2 separate regions of the Homo sapiens genome follow, and region 2 is linked to region 1. A link is an interaction called in ENCODE POLR2A ChIA-PET data of the cell type or tissue named here. Cell type or tissue: CD4-positive, alpha-beta T cell. All regions are shown on one strand. Each heading gives the region's core, and the rest is flanking DNA. Links, peaks and the distances in the headings are about the cores only. Region 1 overlaps MYO1F (myosin IF). Region 2 overlaps HNRNPM (heterogeneous nuclear ribonucleoprotein M).

Region 1 (10,467 bases), core at 5,318-7,817:
GGGAGATTTTAGTTTTGTTCAGTGTGCTAAGAGCTCAACACTTTGTTTATTTTAAAAATTTATTTACTTATTTATTTTTTTGAGGCAGGGTCTTGCTCTGTTGCCCAGGCTGGAGTGCAGTGGTGTAATCATAGCTAACTGTAGCCTTGACGTCCAGGCTCAAGTGATCCTCCCACCCCAGCCTCCTGAGTAGCTGGGACCACAGGCAAGTACCACTGTGCCCAGCTACTTAAATTTTTTTTTTACAGATGGGGTCTCCCTATGTTGCCCAGGCTGGTCTCTAACTCCTGGGCTCAAGCAATCCTCCTGCCTCAGTCTCCCAGAGTGCCAGGATTACAGGCATGAGCCATGGTGCCTGGCCAAGTTAAACATTTTGGAAACTCACTTCGTTGAAAGTCATGCCGGTGGTGGCGTTAAAAATGACCTGTAGGTGGGACTGTCATACTTGTTTACAGGTGGGAGCACCTGGTGGCTCTCCTGGGCCTTCTTGGACCGCTGACCTTAGCACCTTCTTTCCTTCTTTCCTTTTTTTGTTTTGATACCGAGTCTCACTCTGTCGCCCAGGCTGGAGTGCAGTGGTTTGATCGCAGCTCACTGTAACCTCTGCCTCCCGGGTCCAAGTGATTGTCCTGTCTCAGCCTCCCGAGTAGCTGGGACTACAGGCACCTGCCACCATGCCTGGCTAATTTTTTGTATTTTTAGTATGGATGGGGTTTCACCATGTTGGTCAGGCTGGTCTTGAACTCCTGACCTCAGGTGATCCACCCGCCTCGGCCTCCCAAAATGCTGGGATTATAGGCATGAGCCACTGTGCTTGGCCACTTTTTTTTTTTTTTTTTTTTTGAGACACAGTCTTGCTCTATCGCCCAGGCTGGAGTGCAGTGGTGAGATCTCAGCTCACTGCAACCTCTGCTTCCCGGATTCAAGCGATTCTCATGCCTCAGCCTCCTGAGTACCTGGGATTATAGGCGTGCACCACCACGCCCAGCTAACGTTTTGTAATTTTAGTAGAGACAGGATTTTTCTTTTTCTTTCTTTCTTTCTTTTTTTTTTGAGATGGAGTGTCTCTCTTGTTATCTGGGCTGGAGTGCAATGATGTGATCTCAGCTCACTGCAACCTTCGCCTCCCGGGTTCAAGCGATTTTCCTGCCTCAGCCTCCCTAGTAGCTGGGGTTACAGGAGCCCATCAACACGCCCAGCTAATTTTTTTTGTATTTTTAGTAGAGATGGGCTTTCACTATGTTGGTCAGGCTGGTCTGGAACTCCTGACCTCAGGCGATCCCCCTGCCTCAGCCTCCCAAAGTGCTGGGATTACAGGGGTGAGCCACCGCGCCTGGCTTGAGACAGGGTTTTTCTATGTTGGCCAGGCTGGTCTCAAACTCCTAGCCTCAGGTGATCCACCCGCCTTGGCTTCTCAAAGTGCTGAGATTATAGGCATGAGCCACTGCGCTTTGGCCTGACCCTAGCACTCTCATATTTGGACACACATTTTATTGTAAGGTCTTCATTACAGGCAATCACATTGATTCTTTTTGAAACTATGGGAGTTGAGTGTGTCCATTGTCTGAGGTTAATGTCGGGATTTAAAGGAGGCCTAATTAGGTGTTTTTATAAGAAGTGGGTGCTGGCCGGGCATGGCGGCTCATGCCTATAATCCCAGCACTTTGGGAGGCCAAGGTGGATGGATCACTTGAGGTCAGGAGTTCGAGACCAGCCTGGCCAACATGGTGAAACCCCGTCTCTACTAAAAATACAAAAATTAGCCAGGCGTGGTGTCAGGCGCCTGTAATCCCAGCTACTTGGGAGGCTGAGGCAGGAGAATCGCTTGAACCCAGGAGGCAGAGGTTGCAGTGAGCCAAGATCATGCCATTGCACTTCAGCCTGGGCGACAGGAGTGAAACCCTGTCTTGAAAACAACAAAAAAAGAAGGAGGTGCTGACTGGGATGCACTGAGAGTCCCTGGGGTGCGTCAGGAGATGACAGAATCCTGGGGAGCAGTGGCATGGAGGGGTTGAAGTTGACACCCACCACAGACTGGCTGAGTAGGAACTGCCAGGGAAGTCAGAGGCAAAACCCGGACCAGGCAGGGGAGGCCCAGATGGGACGAGGGTGGGTTAGGAGCCATCGACTCAACCCTGAAGAGCGTCTGAGCTCACTGGAGACTAAGAGGGGCCCCAGGGTCAGAAGCAGGATTGGGAGGCTAGGAGGTATAGACAGGAATGAGGATCTGGCTGAGAAGGGGAAGAGGGAGAGAGGCTGTGGGGGAGAAGTGGGGTCAGGGGAGCCCGTGTTTCCTGTTTTTTTTTTGTTGTTGTTTTGAGACAGAGTCTCGCTCTGTCACCCAGGCTGGAGTGCAGTGGTATGATTTCGGCTCACTGCAACCTCCGCCTCCCGGGTTCAAGTGATTCTCCTGCCTCAGCCTCCCAAGTAACTGGAATTACAGGCGCCTGCCACCAAGCCAGGCTGATTTTTGTGTTTTTAGTAGAGACAGGATTTCACCACGTTGGACACGCTCATCTCGAACTCCCAACCTCAGGTGATCCGCCCACCTCAGCCTCCCACTGTGCTGGGATTACAGGCATGAGCCACTGTGTCCGGCCAGAGACAGGGATTTCACCATGTTGGCCAGGCTGGTCTGTAACTCCTGACCTCAAGTTCAAGTGATCCACCCACCTCAGCCTCCCAAAGTGCTGGGAGTACAGGCGTGAGCCACCACGCCTGGCTCATTTCATTTTCAAGATGGGGAGACCAGATGGTTGATGAGAAGAGACAATAAAAATTGTGGGCAGGTTGGGTGCAGTAGCTCACGCCTGTAATCCCAGCACTTTGGGAGGTTGACTCGGGCAGATCAACTGAGGTTGGGAGTTTGAGACCAGCCTGACCAACGTGGGGAAACCCCGTCTCCACTAAAAGTACAACATTAGCCAGGTGTGGTGGCGAGCGCCTGTAATCCCAGCTACTCGGGAGGCTGAGGCAGGAGAATAGCTTGAACCTGGGAGGCAGAGGTTGTAGTGAGCCAAGATTGTGCCATTGCAAGCTAGCCTGGGCAACAAGTGCGAAACTCTGTCTCGAAATAATAATAATAATAAAAATTAAAAAATAAATAATTGTGGGCAAAGTGGCATCATTCATGGGCCTAGTGGGGCAGGAGCAGGGTCGTGAGTGGTGAGGGTCTGTTCTTTTTCTAAACAGGTATTTGGGGAGAGGCTGGGGACAGGCACAGCTGTGTCAGTGGGTGGGGACACGGGAAGTGCATTTTGTCTCTGAAGAGCTTAAGGGTGGAGATTGGATGGAAATAACAACAATAGAAAACAATGACAACAACAGTTAACACCTGGCCGGGTGGTGGCTCACACCTGTCATCCCAGCACTTTGGGAGGCTGAGGTGGAAGGATCACTTGAGGCCAGGTGTTTGAGACCAGCCTGGGCAACATAGTGAGACCCCCATCTCTGCAAAAAAAAATAAAAAATAAAAAATAAATAAAAATTAGCCAGGCATGGTGGTATGCGCCTGTAGTCCCAGCCACTCAGGAGGCTGAGGCAAGAGGATCACTTGAGCCCAGGAGTTCGGAGTTACAGTGAGCTGTGATTGTGGCAGCACTCCAGCCTGGATGACAGACGAAGACCCAGAAAAAAAACCCAAACACCAAACTAGCACTTATTCTGTGTACCAGGCTCCAGTCTATGTCTTTTTTTTTTTTTTTTTTTTTTTTGAGATGGAGTCTTGCTTTCTCGCCCAGGCTGGAGTGCAGTGGCATGATCTCGGCTCACTGCAAGCTCTGCCTCCCGGGTTCACGCCATTCTCCTGCCTCAGCCTCCCATGTAGCTGGGACTACAGGCTCCCACGGCCATGCCCAGCTAATTTTTTGTATTTTTAGTAGAGATGGGCTTTCACCGTGTTAGCCAGGATGGTCTCGAGCTCCTGATCTCATGATCCACCCGCCTCGGCCTCCCAAAGTGCTGGGATTACAGGCGTGAGCCACCGCGCCCGGCCTGGTCTATGCTTTTTAAAAAAAATTTTATTTTTATTTATTTAATTTAATTAATTTATTTATTTTTGAAACAGAGTGTTGCTCTTTCGCCCTGGCTGGAGTGCAGTGGCATGATCTTGGCTCACTGCAACCTCTGCCTCCCTGGCTCAAGCGATTCTCCTGCCTCAGTTTCCCAAGTAGCTGGGATTACAGGTGCATGCCACCATGCCCAGGTAATATTTGTATTTTTTGTAGAGATGGGGTTTCACCATGTTGGCCAAGCTGGTTTCGAACTCCTGACCTCAAGTGATCCACCCGCCTCAGCCTCCCAAAGTGCTGGGATTACAAGCATGAGCCACCATAACTGGCCTTTATTTATTTTAATATATATATTAAATAATATATGTTTACAAACAGAGATAGAGTCTCGCTATGTTGCCTAGGCTGGTCTTGAACTCCTGAATTTCAAGTAATCCTCTTGCTTCAGCCTATGAAAGTGCTAGGATTACAGGCGTAAGCCACCAGGCCAAGCCTGGTCTAAGCTTTTTATGTGAATTACTTCATCTTATCCTTTCAACACACGCTGGCTGAGGTTAGTCCTATCACTGGGTCCAATTTTTTTTTTTTTTTTTTTTTGAGATTGAGTCTTGCTCTGTCGCCCAGGCTGGAATGCAGTGGTACGACTTTGGCTTACTGCAACCTCCGTCTCCCAGGTTCAAGCAATTCCAATTCTCTGCCTCATCCTCTCGAGTAGCTGGGATTATAGGCACCCACCACCAAGCCTGCTAATTTTTGTATTTTTAGTAGAGATGGGGGTTTCACCATCTTGGCCAGGCTGGTCTTGAACTCCTGACCTTGTGATCCACCTGCCTCGGCCTCCCAAAGTGCTGAAATTACAGGCATGAGCCACCGTGCCCGGCCCACTGGGTCTATTTTTTTTTGAGACAAAGTCTTGCTCTGTTGCACCCAGGCTGGAGTGCAGTGGCACGATCTCAGCTCACTGCAACCTCCACCTCCTGGGTTCAAGCGATTCTCCTGCCTCAGCCTCTTGAGTAGCTGGGATTACAGGCGCCTGGCTGATTTTTGTATTTTTAGTAGAGACAAGGTTTTACCGCGTTGGGCACGCTCATCTCGAACTCCCAACCTCAGGTGATCCTCCCACCTCGGCCTCGCAAAGTGCTGGGATTATAGGCGTGAGCCACCGCACCCATCCTGGGTCCATTTTATAGAAGAGAAAACTACAGCACAGAGAGGTTAAGTGTCCTCTTCAAGGACACACAGCAGTGCAGAGAGGACCTTGGGGAGGACCCACGAAGCTGTCCTTCCCCAGGCTGGTCTGTATCAGAGATCGCCGGGGTTGCTGCTGAGGTCAGATGAGGATGGGTTGGGGAGAAGATGGGTCATGTCTACAATTTCCCCTTTGGGGGCCAGTGCAGGCTTCAGCCTGCCAGGCCACTCAGGCTGAACTAAGACCCCAGGCCACTTCCCCTCACTGGGGTCAGCTGTGTCTGGCTAGGCCCATCAGCCCTCCTGGCTCTCCCGGCTCTGACGACTTGGTTCCTCTTCCTGCCCTTCCCCTCTTTCCTCATCTGGCAGAGTGGCCCTCTTCTCTGACCATTCTCTCCCTCTCTATCCTGCCCCAGGCACTAGAGGCCCTCAGACACTCCATGCTCCAGCCACCTGTAAAATCACAGGCTGGGCCGGGCACGGTGGCTCACACCTGTGATCCCAGCACTTTGGGAGGCCGAGGTGGGTGGATCACGAGGTCAGGAGATCGAGACTATCCTGGCTAACACGGTGAAACCCCGTCTCTACTAAAACTACAAAAAATTAGCCAGGTGCGGTGGCGGGCGCCCGTAGTCCCAGCTCCTCGGGAGGCTGAGGCAGGAGAATGGCGTGAACCTGGGAGGCGGAGCTTGCAGTGAGCTGAGATGGTGCCACTGCAGTCCGGCCTGGGTGAAAGAGTGAGACTCCGTCTCAAAAAAAAAAAAAAAAAAAAAAATTAATCACAGGCTGTTTGCATCGAAGGGAGAGAGGGTTTTGCTCAAGTGAATATCGTGTGGGGAGGATAGTCGAGAATTTTGGCATGTGATGGATTGGGGTCAAAGCCTGGCTTGACAGTTGACTGACTGTGTGACTCTGGGGAGGTCACTTCTCTTCTCCAAGCCTCAGTTTCTCCTCTTTGCAAGTGGATTTGGCCGCGCATGGTGGCTCACGCCTGTAATCCCAGCACTTTTGGAGGCGAGGCAGGCAGATCACTTGAGGTCAGGAGTTCAAGACCAGCCTGGCCAACATGGTGAAACCTCATCTCTACTAAAAATACAAAAATTAGCCCGGCGTGGTGGCGGGTGTCTGTAGTCTTAGCTATCCGGGAGGCTGAGGCAGGGGAATTGCTTGAACCTAGGAGGTGGAGGTTGCAGTGAGCCAAGATTACGTCATTGCACTCCAGCCTGGGCAACAGAGCGAGACTCCATCTCAACAACAACAAATAACCAAATGGATTCCATAATGACCCTTGTGTGGGGTCTCTGAAACAAGTACAGGAGCGAACAAAGAGAAAAAATGCGCCGAGATGCCTCAGGAAATGTCATCTGTGACCTTGAGAGGATTTAAGGCATCAGTGTTGGACAGAAAGCCTGGTCAATACATACTTGTTGAATGAATGAATGAATGAATGAAGTCCTATTGGGATGAGACTGCCCCCTGCCCTGTCTCCCAGATATCTCTCTCATTCTGTGGCCTCCAAGTCTCCATGGGTCAAGTCAAAACTGTTTGTTTGTAAGTCTCTTCCTTGGGGGTGGGGATGCAACGAAGAGCTTGTGGTCACAGTTGACCACAAGCTGAATATGACTCAACCTGCTGGAGCTCTTGTGAAAGGCAGTCAGGGGCTTGAGGTGGGTGGGGTAGGAAGGACGGGTAGCTTCTTCCTTCAGCTCTTCAGAGAGGTCTCTCTACCCCAAGGCTGAAGGCAGAACTAGGGCAGGCGGGGACAACCTTCCTGGTATCACACCAGGGAGGGGCTGTTTGTGGTGAAGGTGATGGTGCCTATGGGGCTGGGGGATGTGTGCCATGGAGGGAACACACTTCCTGGGCCCCTACTGTGCATGGAGGTAGGTGGAGACCAGGCTTAGGTGGACCAGGCCCAGAACCTGCCCTTGGGGGGCTCGGTGTTCCCCAAGTGGTGTCTCAGTTGCCCAGAGGAGACCATGGCTGGAAAGTACTGTGGAGAGGTGAGAGGGCTTCCTGTAGAAGGCACGTCTTGCAACATGAACTTTCCAGGCAGCATCAGTGGTGGCTGCAAGAGACATCAGCCAGAGAGGCCTTGGGTGTGTGGTGGACACCAGGATTCTAGTCTGTTTGGAATGGAGGGTCATGGTCCTGGAGGGATAGACAGCCCAGGCCATGTGGGGTCAGCACATAGTCCTGCTGGCCTCTCATTGCTTAGGAGGACAGGAGGCTGTGGTCAAGGTGCCTGTTATTTTTTTTGGACAGAGTCTTGTTCTGTTGCCCAGGTTGGAAGGCAGTGGTTTGATATCACTGCAGCCTTGACCTCCCAGGCTCAAGCGAATCCTCCTGCCTCAGCCTCCTGAGTAGCTGGGACCACAGGTGCATACTACCACGCCTGGCTAATACATTTTTTTTTTTTTGAGATGGAGTCTTGCTCTGTTGTTCAGGCTGGAGTGCAGCGGCATGATCTAGGCTTACTGCAACCTCTGCCTCCCAGGTTCAAGTGATTCTCCTGCCTCAGCCTCCCAAGTAGCTGGGATTACAGGCGTGCACAACGCCTGGCTAATTTTTGTATTTTTAGTAGAGACCAGGTTTCATCATGTTGGCCAGGCTGGTCTCGAACTCCTGACCTCAGGCAATCCACTCATCTCGGCCTCCCAAAGTGCTGGGATTATAGGCGTGAGCCACTGCACCCAGCCACATTTTTTTTTTTATTTGAGATGGAGTCTCGCTCTTGTTGCTCAGTCTGTGAGTGCAGTGGCATGACCTTGGCTCAACCTCTGCCTCCCAGGTTCAAGCAATTCTCCTGCCTTAGCCTCCTGAGTAGCTGGGATTACAGGTGCACGCCACCACACCTGGCTAATTTTTGTGTTTTTAGTAGAGACAGGGTTTCACCACGTTGGCCAGGCTGGTCTTGAACTCCTGACCCCAAGTGATCTGCCCGCCTTGACCTCCCAAAGTGCTGGAATGACGGGCACTGGGATGAGCCACCGCACCCAACCACATTTTTTTTTTTTTAAATAGAGACAAAGTCTAACTATGTTGCTTAGGCTGGTCTCAAACTCCTGGACTGCTGATCCTCTTGCCTTGGCCTCCCAAAGCGCTGGAATTACAGGTGCAAGCCGCTGTGCCCGGCCAAGATGGCTGTTAATAGTGTGGCCTTGGGAGTCACTGAGTCAAAATCCTCTTTCATTTTAGATTGGGCAGCTCACCTAACCTCTCTGCCTCAGTTTCCTCATTCGGAAAATGGGAACATCGAGGGGTGCAAATCTCACAGGCTGCTCTGCAGATTCAACGAAGCAAAGGTTGTCCAGTGTAAATGCTAGCGTTCCTCACTGTCCCCATCAATGGTGGCCATGAGCTGGCCAGGAGGAAGGGCTGGAGGAGGGAGCTTTTGCAACTCACCCCATGGGCTCCAGGCTGTCTGCTTTTTCTGGGCGTGATGAGCAAGAGCTCTAGATTGAAGACAGCAAACAAACAGCCACTTCCTTCCTCACCCAGGTCCTGCGAGCTGTGGTTGCCGGGAGGAGAGCTAAGCCTCCGTAGCTGCTTCTGGAGCCAGCTCTCAGCTCCCAGACCCTGCCCTGGTGCCTGAGGGTGGCCCTGGAGCCTTGCCCCCAGCTCAGTGGGGCTCTGGGGCCACACCCTGCGTCCATGCACTGTGCAAACAACATTCTCACCTCCAAAGGCTCCATCCCTCAGGGGAGCAGGGGGACTGGACTCTGTTTCTTTTCTTTTCTCTCTCTCTCTCTTTTTTTTTTTTAGATGGAATCTCACTCTGTTGCCCAGGCTGGAGTGCAGTGGCATGATCTCGGCTCACTGCAACCTCCACCTCCTGGGTTCAAGCGATTCTCCTGCCTCAGCCTCCCGAGTAGCTGGGACTACAGGCGCCCGCCACCGCGCCCGGCTAATTTTTTTTTTGTATTTTTGTATTTTTATTGTTTTGAGACGGAGTCTTGCTCTCTCACCCAGGCTGGAGTGCAGTGGCGCCATCTCGGCTCACTGCAAGCTCTGCCTCCCGAGTTCACGCCATTCTTCTGCCTCAGCCTCCCAAGTAGCTGGGACTACAGGCACCCGCCACCACGCCTGGGTAATTTTTTGTATTTTTAGTAGAGACGGGGTTTCACCATGTTAGCCAGGATGGTCTCGATCTCCTGACCTCATGATCTGCCCGCCTCGGCCTCCCAAAGTGCTGGGATTATAGGTGTAAGCCACCGCGCCCAGCCCCTGTATTTTTAGAGACGGGGTTTCACTGTGTTAGCCAGGATGGTCTCGATCTCCTGACTTCGTGATCCGCACGCCTCGGCCTCCTAAAGTATTGGGATTACAGGCGTAAGCCACCGCGCCTGGCCTTTATACGTGGGGACCCTTGTCTTTCTGGAGCTGGGCTCTTTGTCTCGTCGCTGGAGATTGCTGACAGTCGGTGGCTACCGTCTCAAACATCTCCACGCAGAAGCTGGAGCTGGGGAACCCTGGTCTTGTCCCTCCTGCTTTTTGGGGAAGATCCTCTGGGATGTGGTCCCCAACCCCCAAGACAGAAACCTGCCTGTCTCTGATTCATTGTTACGTTCACTCTTTGCATCCAATCAATTATGGGCATTTTTTTTTCCCCTCTGAGACAGAGTCTCGCTCTGTTGCCCAAGCTGGAGTGTAGTGGTGCGATCTCAGCTCACTGCAACCTCTGCCTCTCGGGTTCAAGCGATTCTGCTGCCTCAGCCTCCTGAGTAGCTGGGATTACAGGCACATGCCACCCCGCTTGGCTAATTTTTGTATTTTTAGTAGAGATGGGGTTTCACCATGGTGGCCAGACTGGTCTCGAACACCTGACCTCAAGTGATCCACCTGCCTCGGCCTCCTAAAGTGCTGGGATTACAGGTGTGAGCCACTGTGCCCGTGCCCAGTTAGTGGTCTTAACTGATTCTTTCTCCTAAATTCCTTTTGACTCCCAGCCTTTCCTGTCCATCCTCATGGCCACTGATTCTGGACCCAGCAGCCACTTCACTGGTCTCCCTGCTTTGTGGCTGTATCTTATTTATTTGTTTAGAAACAGAGTCTGTCTCTGTTGCTCAGGCTGGAGTGCAGTGGGGCCATCACAGCTCACTGCAGCCTGGAACTCCTGGGCTCAAGTGATCTTCCCACCTCAGCTTCCCAATTAGCTGGTACTACAGGTCCATGCCACCATGCCTGGCTAACTTTTAAATGCTTTGTAGAGATGGGGTATTGCCATGTCTCCCAGGCTGGTCTCGAACATCTGGCCTCAAGTGATCCT
Region 2 (10,467 bases), core at 7,716-10,215, 82 kb before region 1:
CTCAGACACAGTGGTATTCCTGGAAAGGCCTAGGGTGATTTTTCCACAGAGATGGAGCGTGGCATGGGTGGAGGACTTGAAAGAGACTTTGCCAGGAAGGAGATGGGGATATCTCGAAGCTTTGGAGAGCCTCTTGGCAGAGGAATGAGTAAGAAGGCCCAGTGGGCCTCAGTGGCTGGGGTCCGCCCTCTGGGGTGCAGGCTGCCAGGGTTTACCTGATGTCCCTGCTCTCTTAGAGTCAGCTGGTTTTTTTTAAGCTTTTAAAAAAGATGTTGTTTTAGACCTAGGTAAAAAATTTAGGTCTTTTAGTGTTTTATTGCTATATCAGTAGCATTATTTGTCTTTAAGTCTTTTCAGATGGCTTTTTAAAAAATTGGCATAAGGTTGTGCAGGCTGTGGGAATGGAAACTGCTGCGTGTACTTGACTTTCTGGCCCCCTAGGCCTGGAGAGTGTTTCATGGCCCTCTGGCTCCCTAGGCCTGGAGCGTGTTTCAAAGCCCTGCTAATTGGGGCAGGAGTTTCCTTACCCCAGGGTGCTGTGGTGTCCAGTCCAGTTAGCAGGATGGAGTGAGTTGTGCACTTGCTGATGCCTTTGACAGAGGCATCTAGACCGACTAGAGAGGTTTTCTAAAGTTGGAAGGTCTTGAGTATTTAGGCCTATCCGTATGCAGAGAAATTATTTTTTCAGTTTTGGTTAGGTGGCAGAGCAATTTCCTCCTCTTTTTTCTTTCTTTCTTTTTTTTTTTTTTTTTTTTTTTTCAAGACAGAGTCTCGCTTTGTTGCCCAGGCTGGAGTGCAATGGTGCGATCTCAGCTCACTGCGGCCTCCACCTCCCGGTTTCAAGTGGTTCTCCTGCTTCAGACTCTTGAGTAGCTGGCACTGCCGCCACCACACCCAGCTAATTTTCTTGTATTTTTAATGAGATAGGGTTTCACTGTGTTGGCCAGGCTGGTCTTGAGTCCTGACCTCAAGTGATCCACCTGCCTCTGCCTCCCAAAGTGCTAGGATTACAGGTGTGAGCCATCACGCCAGGTCTGTTGATGTCCATTTTATGTTAGCTGTATTCTTCAAATTTATGAAGGCCCTAGAAAGGTGGTCATTAGATTCATCCTTCAGCTCATCAGAGGGGCAAGATTCTTTTTTAATACAGTCTCTCCCTGTCATCTGGGCTGGAGTACAGTGGGTATGATCTCACTGTAGCAGGCTGAAGCAATCCTCCTACCTTTGCCTCTGAGTGGCTAGGAACACAGGCACATGCCACCATGCCCAGCTAATTTATTTTTTTGTAGAGACAGAGTGTATGTTGCCCAGGCTTATTACAAATTCCTGGGCTCAAGTGATCCTCCCGCCTTGGCCTCCCAAGGTGCTGGGGTTATAGGCAACAGCCACTATGCCTGGCCAGCGGTGTATTTAAAAAAAAAAAAAAAAATTTTTTTTTTTTTTTTTTTTGCGACAGAGTCTCGCTCTATTGCCCAGGCTGGAGTGCAGTGGCACAATCTTGGCTCACTGAAAGCTCTGCCCCTCCAGGTTTAAGCTGTTCTCTGCCTCAGCCTCCAGAGTAGCTGGGATTACAGGCGCGTGCCCCCATGTCCGGCTAATTTTTTGTATTTTTGTAGAGATGGGGTTTCACCATCTTGGCCAGGCTGGTCTTGAACTCGGGACCTCGTGATTCACACGCCTCGGCCTCCCAAAGTGCTGGGATTACAGGCATGAGCCACCGCACCCGGCCAAAGAAATATTTTAAAACTTACTGGCCGGGCGCGGTGGCTCATGCCTGTATTCCCAGCACTTTGGGAGGCCGAGGCTGGTGAATCACGAGGTTAGGAGTTCAAGACCAGCCTGGCCAATGTGGTGAAACCCCGTCTCTACTAAAAATACAAAAATTAGCCGGGCATGGTGGCGGGTGCCTGTAATCCCAGCTACTTGGGAGGCGGAGGTTGCAGTGAGCCGAGGTCAAACCACTGCACTCCAGCCTGGGTGACAGAGTGAGACTCCATCTCAAAAAAAAAAAAAAAAATTAAAACTTACTGTCATTTGCCTGCAAATACTAATTTGTGGATAGCTATGGCAAGAATAGATGGCATGTGGCTGGGCAGGTGGATTACAAGGTTAGGAGTTTGAGACCAGCCTGGCCAACATGGTGAAACCCCGTCTCTACTACAAACACAAAAAATTTAGCCGGGCGTGGTGGTGCATGCTGTAATCCCAGCTATTCAGGTGGCTGAGGCAGAATTGCTTGAACCTGGGAGGTAGAGGTTGCAGTGAGCCGAGATGACACCACTGCACTCTAGCCTGGGCGACAGAGTGAGACTCTGTCTCAAAATTAAAAAAAAAAAAAAGGCATCTTTACTTCTGTAGGAACTTTTTCTTGCTAAGAGCCTTCAGCTTCTTGCCACTCTGCAGCACCTCTCGCCTAATTCCGCTTTTTGGAGTGGCACATGAGTGGCACAGAGAGGTGGATGTGGGCTTCTTGCCTTTGAGGTCACTTCATGTGGCCACAGGAAACTGTTCCTGTCCTGACCGGCAGGGCGCCACCTCTCCCGCTGCGGTTACACCTTCTTTCTGATTGGGACTGTGCGATCTCTGTCCCGGAATTCCCTCCTGCCGCTGTGATCAGACCTACATGAGTAAGGTGATCTCGTCAGGTTCTCAGAGTGGTTGGGTTGGTTTTTCAAGATTCAATTCTTGACCTCTTTCCCGTGTCCTTTGCCATGAGAGGTGAACCATTGTGGTGCTCCTTTCCATAGTGCTTTCCTACTCGGTGCCCCTTCCTGTGCCTAGGCAGTAGATCTTTGCACTCCTTTGTGCAAACAGCTGTACTTGCTGCTTCAAAAATTTGGATAGGCCTGTGGTCTTTGGCCTTCAAGGATGAGGTGTAGCTGAGGCGATACTAAGGGTGGCTTGGGACATCGCCAGAGGTCTGTGCATCCAAGTGGCCTAGTGAGGACGCTGGTGGAGACGTTGGTTGCCAGATGCTGCTCAGGGCATTGGCTCTGCTAGGGGGCTCAGCAGGCTTGGCACAGGCAGCAGGTGTGCGCAGATAGAGCGGCTGGCGGCGGTGGGTGCAGGTCTCTGTGAGGCAGGGGAGGAGCATGGGCAGAACAGGCTCCAGTTGTGGTCTGTGGGGAGGCCTGTGAATGCCGATGGGAGAATTCCGCCATTCTCTGCAAATCAGTGGCATGTTGGTTGAAAGCTTTTGCAGCTGTCTTGCAGGTGTGTTAGTTGGAAGCTTGATCTAGTTCAGGGGTGTGCACGGGAGAATATAGTCATGGGTTCTCAGTTGGTTTCTGTTTGGGTCAGTAAAGCCCCTTATCCCTCTTTTCCACTTATTACTAGAGACAGAAACTTAAAAACCATGGTTTCAGGCTGCCAAAAAGCCTAAAACAGAACAAAGCAAAGTAAGACGTGTTGGACAAGCTTGGTCTAGGTGCTGGAAAGCCAGCCTCGGCTCAGGCATGCCGGGCAGGATCGCAGGCGTCCCGGGAGAATGAGCTGTACCTGCTGGTAGACTGAAGTCTGTGTCTCTTGGTGAACTTTCCCACCTTGTCCCACAGCAGTTAGTTGGGATATAAGAAGCAGCTGTGTGGGGTGCAGGTGCTTTTGTTGTTGTTGTTGTTTGGTGTCTTTTTTTTTTTTTTTTTTTTTCTTAGAGACAGAGTCTCACTCTTGCCCAGGCTGGGGTGCAGTGGCACGATCTCGGCTCACTGCAACCTCTGCCTCCAGGGTTCAAGCGATTCTCCCGCCTCAGCCTCCTGAGTAACTGGGATTACAGGCACCTGCCATCATACCCGGCTAATTTTTAGTAGAGACGGGGTTTCACCATGTTGGCCAGGCTGATCCTGACCTCAGGTGATCCACCCGCCTTGGCCTCCCAAAGTGCTGGGATTACAGGCATGAGCTACTGCGCGGCCGGGGGACAGGTTTTAATGGCTTTGTGGCCGTGGTCATAAAGCGAAATGTGCCTCGTGGCTAATGTCCAAGTTGCTGAGCATATACTTTGAGACCAGAGCGGGTGGGTACAAGTGTCTTCTACATAGCAAAAGATGGACCAGAAGCTTGGAAAGGTAATGCTATGATAGCATCAGACAAACCTTAAAGAGGTGTGGGTGCACCGTGGGCAAGTGAGCAGCAGCACTGTGTTTGGGATACTTGGTGGGGGGTGCAATTTAGGTATTTTCCTGAAACCTTATCTGTTGCCTAGTCACAGCACACCCAGCTCATTTCAGGCAAGGCTGGCATGCTCAAGGATTTCCGCGCAGAGCTCATTTGTTAGCGTTGAGGTTGTCCGTGGAGCTGCAGCTTTAATTTGCTCTATGATAATGAGAGGTGCCTCTGGGTGGATAAATGTGGGCTCCAAGTGGGTGATGCTGGGCGGTCTTCTGAACAAGAAGTTGGCTGGGGTGGGGGTGGGGGCTTACTTTCCAGCTCAGGGGAGGCAAGGAAGCCTCAGTCCTGAGAGCCTGGACCAGCTTTAGAAAACTGCCGCTGAGCGAGACCCGATGGCCCTCTTCTTGCTCTGGCTCTCAGTTCATGAATGCATATGACTCCTATCTCTGCTGGGCGCATTCGCAGGTGACCCCGCACGCTGGGCCTCAGACTCTGGAGCTACGTGGGGTCTTGGCATCGTGACCCAGCATCAAGGACTCTCCTAGTTCTCTGTAAAATGATCTTGTCTGTGCGTGTGTTTCTCAAACCCCTTTCCCTTTATCTTGTCATTTTTATTAGTAGTATTTCTACTCTGGAATCTGTAATGAGCACATTTCTATTGCCATAGAGGAATTTGGCTAATTTTTTTTTCTTCCTGATTTCCTTAGAAATCCTAAGTAATGCACTGAAGAGAGGAGAGATCATTGCAAAGCAGGGAGGAGGTAGGAACCGCTTAGTTTGATGTTTTGTTTTTTTAGAACAGGCTGTTATCGCTGGGGACTGTAGAGCTTAGTGGTGAGAAGTGCGGGTTCTGACACAGACTGCCCGGGGTGGGAGCAGCTCTGCCTTTTTCTAGCTGTGTGACGTTTGGCAAGTCACTGAACCTCTCTGTTTCTCATAGCACTCATTTGTAAAATGGGGGTGTAATAGTACCTGCCTCAGGGATGCTGTGGAGAGTGAATGCATGTGAAAGAGTGCTTCCGCACGTGCTGTGCACAGGCCGACCATCTTCATTGTTAGAGTACCTCTCTTTTGGGGGTTTTGTTTTCCACATTATAAATTCCTAAAAGTAAATATATTTTCCTTAGACTTGATGATAAGACTGAAAGCACACCACCCAACAAGTAATAAATGCTTGTAAAATAGATAAATGTACTCATTAGGAAAATATGAAGAAAGTATGGTCTGAAACCCCATCGCCCAGTGATGACTGCCGGAAACATTTTGTTCTGAATCTTTCATTCATACACAGCTTTATGGATACTGAGAACAAAATGTACTTTTTGAGCATTTTTGGAGACAGTCTCGCTCTGTCTCCCAGGCTGGAGTGCCGTGGTGCAGTCTCTGCTCACTGCGGCCTCAACTTCCCAGGCCTAAGCGATTCTCCCACTTTAGCCTCCCAAGTAGCTGGGACTACAGGCGTGTGCCACCTGGTTTGGCTAATTTTTTGATTTTTTTTGTAGAGATGGCATTTTGACATGTTACCCAGGCTTATCTCAAACTCCTGGCCTCAAGTGACCTGCATACCTCCAGAGTGCTGGGATGACAGATGTGAGCCACCACACCTGGCCCAAATGTACTTTTTCAGCCTGATTTTCCCTCTGAGTATCTTGGCATCTCACCTCCTGACTTCTGTGTTGGGCTGGCTCTGGAGCTCCACGCTGGTACCATTTCCTCCCATTTCTTTTTTTTTTTTTTTTTTTGAGAGACGGAGTCTCACTCTGTCGCCCAGGCTAGAGTGCAGTGGCACGATCTCGGCTCACTGTGACCTCCGTCTCCTGGGTTCAAGCGATTCTCCTGCCTCAGCCTCCCAAGTAGCTGGGACTACGGGCGCACGCCACCATACCCAGCTAATTTTTGCAATTTTAGTAGAGATGGGGTTTCACCATGTTGGCCAGGCTGGTCGCGAACTCCTGACCTTGTTCCGCCCGCCTTGGCCTCCCAAAGTACTGGGATTACAGGCATGAGCCACCACACCCAGCTGCCCCACCTCATTTCTGATGCCTTTGGGCAAAGTGCCCATTCTCGCTAGGTTCCTTATACTGTGGGGAAGTTCTGAGACGTCTCCCCTCTGAAAGTCACACATTCTTAGAGTCGGGCCTGCTTTGGCCGCTCACTGTGTGCTGTGCAGCTAGAGAAGCAGGCGCGGTGTGGCCAGTTACAGAGCCAGTTAGAGAAACTGCCCAGTTTCCTCTTGAATTGGTATCTTTGACTAGGCTGCTTGGGTCGGTCACAGGCTGGCTCTGGGCTGATGGCCACTCTCAGAGGCAAGCGACAGGGTTTCGGGGAGGAGCCCCAAACTCGGCATGTGGAAAGGGGTGGCCTTGCTGACGGAGCCAGACCCTGCTTTCCAGAGTTGCAAGCACCACGGGTGGGGGCGTCCCTTCGTTCTGCTGACTGACCCCCAGCCGCTACCAGAGCCCACTCTGCAGTGCCATCAACATCTTCTTTCCAAAGCCAGCAAGTCATTTGGTTTCCCTGACAATAGGGTCCCCAAAAGTGGCCAGCTGTGTGCATTTGTACACAGAGGATCTCTCGGTGTGTGTTTTTTTGACCTCTGCTTGATGGTGTGGCCGAAAATCCTTTCTCTGTGCCCTGGGAGCGCTGAGGAAATGCAGCCAGAGTGGCCCCCAGCAGAGCATCCTAGAGGGACAGGCTGGGAGGGGAAGGTGGGAGTGACTCCGACTTGTCTCCACATAACTCCTGTTCATTACCCTGGGTGGCCCCCCGAGTGGGGGGTGTCCATGCCTCCCCCTGGAGCATTTCTCAGTGTCTGCTGATGGAGAAACCTCAGATGTCTCAGGAATTGACGTCCATGGTTCACAAAGCTTGTCACAGACACTAGCACCTCACAGACACACATACAGGGGTGTTCTTTAGAAGTTGTGTTATGGAAATCTCAGCTGTGGCATAGAGCAGAGAGAATGCTGGGAGGCCCCCATGTGCCCACCACACAGCTGTAGCTGTTGTCAACATTTGAGGGGTGTCTTAATGGTAAATTATGGTGGGCCTTTACCCCTGATCCATGCCCATGAGCTGAAGTGGTCTGGCGTGTTGTGCACACGCACACTCAAGTTCTTGACACCCACCTGTGTTTTGTGTCCCTGTTTCAGGTGGAGGTGGAGGAAGCGTCCCTGGGATCGAGAGGATGGGTCCTGGCATTGACCGCCTCGGGGGTGCCGGCATGGAGCGCATGGGCGCGGGCCTGGGCCACGGCATGGATCGCGTGGGCTCCGAGATCGAGCGCATGGGCCTGGTCATGGACCGCATGGGCTCCGTGGAGCGCATGGGCTCCGGCATTGAGCGCATGGGCCCGCTGGGCCTCGACCACATGGCCTCCAGCATTGAGCGCATGGGCCAGACCATGGAGCGCATTGGCTCTGGCGTGGAGCGCATGGGTGCCGGCATGGGCTTCGGCCTTGAGCGCATGGCCGCTCCCATCGACCGTGTGGGCCAGACCATTGAGCGCATGGGCTCTGGCGTGGAGCGCATGGGCCCTGCCATCGAGCGCATGGGCCTGAGCATGGAGCGCATGGTGCCCGCAGGTATGGGAGCTGGCCTGGAGCGCATGGGCCCCGTGATGGATCGCATGGCCACCGGCCTGGAGCGCATGGGCGCCAACAATCTGGAGCGGATGGGCCTGGAGCGCATGGGCGCCAACAGCCTCGAGCGCATGGGCCTGGAGCGCATGGGTGCCAACAGCCTCGAGCGCATGGGCCCTGCCATGGGCCCGGCCCTGGGCGCTGGCATTGAGCGCATGGGCCTGGCCATGGGTGGCGGTGGCGGTGCCAGCTTTGACCGTGCCATCGAGATGGAGCGTGGCAACTTCGGAGGAAGCTTCGCAGGTTCCTTTGGTGGAGCTGGAGGCCATGCTCCTGGGGTGGCCAGGAAGGCCTGCCAGATATTTGTGAGAAATGTAAGTGGCTCTTGGGGAACTTCTTGGTGGTGGTGAGCATGAGGGGACAGGGGAGGCAAAGATCAGCAGGATGAAGTCAGAGGTGGCGCCCTTCAAAGGGGACCACACCTCCTTGCCACTGTCCCAAACGTTTTATGCTAGTGGGACAAGTAAGGAATGTGAGAACTGTGGGTTCTGGAAGAGCCTGGGCTTCTCCACTGTGCTAGAATATGGAGCAGACGCTGAGCTCAGAGACTCCAGTTTCTGATTGGTTGGCTTGAAGAGGCACTATGTGTTGCACGATGGTCCAGGGAAAGAAGTGGCTGTAACGGAATTATTTTCCCCAGCTCAGCCACCCTTAGCCACTATTTAGTGACTGTGGGCTGCGCACCGCAGGCCTGAGTGTCCCATCCTGCACGGTGCTCCCACAGGCAGAGCCCCAGGGAGGGAGCTGGCTGTGCCGCTTCACAGCCTTGTCCCACATGTATCTATTAGTTTCCTGCTGATCGCCTCAGTCTGAAGGGCAGCCAGCTTCTCGGTATAGTGAGAAATCTAGCATGGCCCTCAGAGCCAGCTGCAAGGCATGCCTTAGGATTTGGTTTAATCACGCATCAGTCTCCCTTTTCTTCTCCCCTTCAGCTGCCATTCGATTTCACATGGAAGATGCTAAAGGACAAATTCAACGAGTGCGGTAAGTGTTGGGAACGGCTTTGTAGGTGCTTCCCTCGTGCTTGTTGGTGACGCAGCCGAGTCAGCAGCAAAACCTCCCTCCCAGCCCCCTCCGTCGGCTCAGGACCCATGGCCTTGCCATGTTCTGCCCACGCCAATGCTCAGGCAGGTTGTTGAGTGTCCTGTGATGTGTCACATGTTTTTCAGCTGTGTTCTCATTTCATCCTTACTTCCTTTTTTCTTTTTGAGTCTTTGAAACAAGGTAGTAGTGTCCCCATTTCACAGATGAGTCAGGCAGAGTCTTCCTTCTGAGGTTACCTGGCTTCTAGGTGGCAAGGCTAAATAAATACATCCCAGACGAGGTCGCTTTCCCCTCAGCACAGCTGGTGTGGGGCCTCGGAGAGAACACAGCCCAGCAGGTGCCATGGGGAGGCGGTGCAGGCTCTGGGCACACAGCAGCTCCTGTGAGGGTGAGGCTAAGGTCTTGTGGTTTCCTGGCACATCGGGCAACTCTTCTGGAGGGCTCTGTCTGTGGCTGAAAGCAAGTTGTCTTCCTTCCCTGCCCTCCAGGGTGAGCCCCCACCCCGCATGCACCACCTCTGTTCTTTTTAGCTAGAGGGGCCTGAGCTAGAGGTCTGGGCAGCTGCTTCCGCACTGTCCTCCCGCTTCCTGTTTCAGCAGTGGCTCCGATTTCACCACCATTGCTGCTTCTCCATGGTTCTTGGGGCAAGCCGTTGAGTCATGATCTGCCTCTTTGCTCCATTCTTCACCTCTTTCCCCACTCCTGAGTTCCCATGTTGTAGCTAGATATTCTGAAAAGGCCAGTGGGATCACAGCGCCCCCAGCCCCCACTTTTGCAATGCCTGGAGCGGCCCTGTGCCTTCAAGAGGAAGTCCAGACTCACAAGCCCCTTGAAGACCTGGTCCTATCCTCCTCCATCTCCCTCCTGTCCCAGAACCTGAGCGGCAAGTGCTGCACGTGTCCCGCAATGCTCTCGTGTGAGCCAATTACTGGCAAGTCTTCTTTCTGGTGAATTTCTGTGTAAGCTCACTCAGAACTTGCCCCTGAGGACCCCTCCACCCTACCTGCCCTGGGCCCTCTCTTAGGCACTGAGTTCCCACCTCTGGCATTGTGGCCCTACCACCTTTGGTACTCCTGGAGTAGAGCCTTTGCCCTCTAGGGCTCTGTCCACGGCGTTGACACATATCTGGATGCTTAACGGGTGCTCAAATGAATAAGTGAAACCTGCTGGCTTTCATTTGGACAGTACAGACGTGTCCATTGGATTGCGGATGGCTTTGTAACCAGGGGCGGTGGCATATCAAAAATGAAGACTTTGTAAAATGTATGGGAACTTTCTGCCTATAAAGCTGGCTTTACACTGCGCCTTCTTTTTTGAACTTCCTGAAGCGTAAAGGCGTGCATTGAATCCGCCAGGAAGGCTTTTCATGGGGCAGGGGCAGGCTCTGTTAGCAGAAGAATGGCAGTGTGGCTGAGGGGGCCGTAGTCATTGGTTCTCGCCATTGTATTCTGAGCCTTTGTGCTCTAGGCTTCAGGGCCTCTCCTTTTTGACTCTGTCCACCAAAATCTAACAAAATCGGGACTGAGTGTCGTCTCTTCTTCCCTCCCTGTCCTAGGCCACGTGCTGTACGCCGACATCAAGATGGAGAATGGGAAGTCCAAGGGGTGTGGCGTGGTTAAGTTCGAGTCGCCAGAGGTGGCCGAGAGAGCCTGCCGGATGATGAATGGCATGAAGC

The links. ChIA-PET counts read pairs that join two places held together with the same protein. Peaks named below come from ENCODE experiments on the same cell type or tissue, not always from the same donor. Only the 100,000 strongest peaks of a DNase experiment are listed, where the experiment ranks them.
Region 2: POLR2A ChIA-PET joins it to region 1 with 18 read pairs; 8 of 35 experiments call an interaction of 5 or more read pairs at or near these places.

What each region holds. Positions count from the first base shown.
Region 1 is chr19:8,562,473-8,572,939 of GRCh38, forward strand. All of the region lies in intron 1 of MYO1F (myosin IF), which reads right to left. Among named protein-coding and RNA genes, the nearest start is that of MYO1F, 9.7 kb to the right of the region's middle. RefSeq lists a silencer at 4,419-4,619 and enhancers at 6,677-6,766, 8,762-8,921. In CD4-positive, alpha-beta T cell, for the core only: no CTCF peak of the experiment used is centred there; DNase peaks (open chromatin) are centred at 5,469 and 6,859; H3K4me3 peaks cover 1,320 bases; H3K27ac peaks cover 2,195 bases.
Region 2 is chr19:8,478,344-8,488,810 of GRCh38, forward strand. HNRNPM (heterogeneous nuclear ribonucleoprotein M) reads left to right here. Exons shown (of 16, transcript NM_005968.5): 13 at 4,815-4,868; 14 at 7,260-8,062; 15 at 8,681-8,732; 16 at 10,348-10,467. Among named protein-coding and RNA genes, the nearest start is that of PRAM1, 19 kb to the right of the region's middle. RefSeq lists enhancers at 8,837-8,926, 9,217-9,266. In CD4-positive, alpha-beta T cell, for the core only: CTCF peaks have their summits at 9,129 and 9,330; a DNase peak (open chromatin) is centred at 9,138; H3K27ac peaks cover 1,916 bases.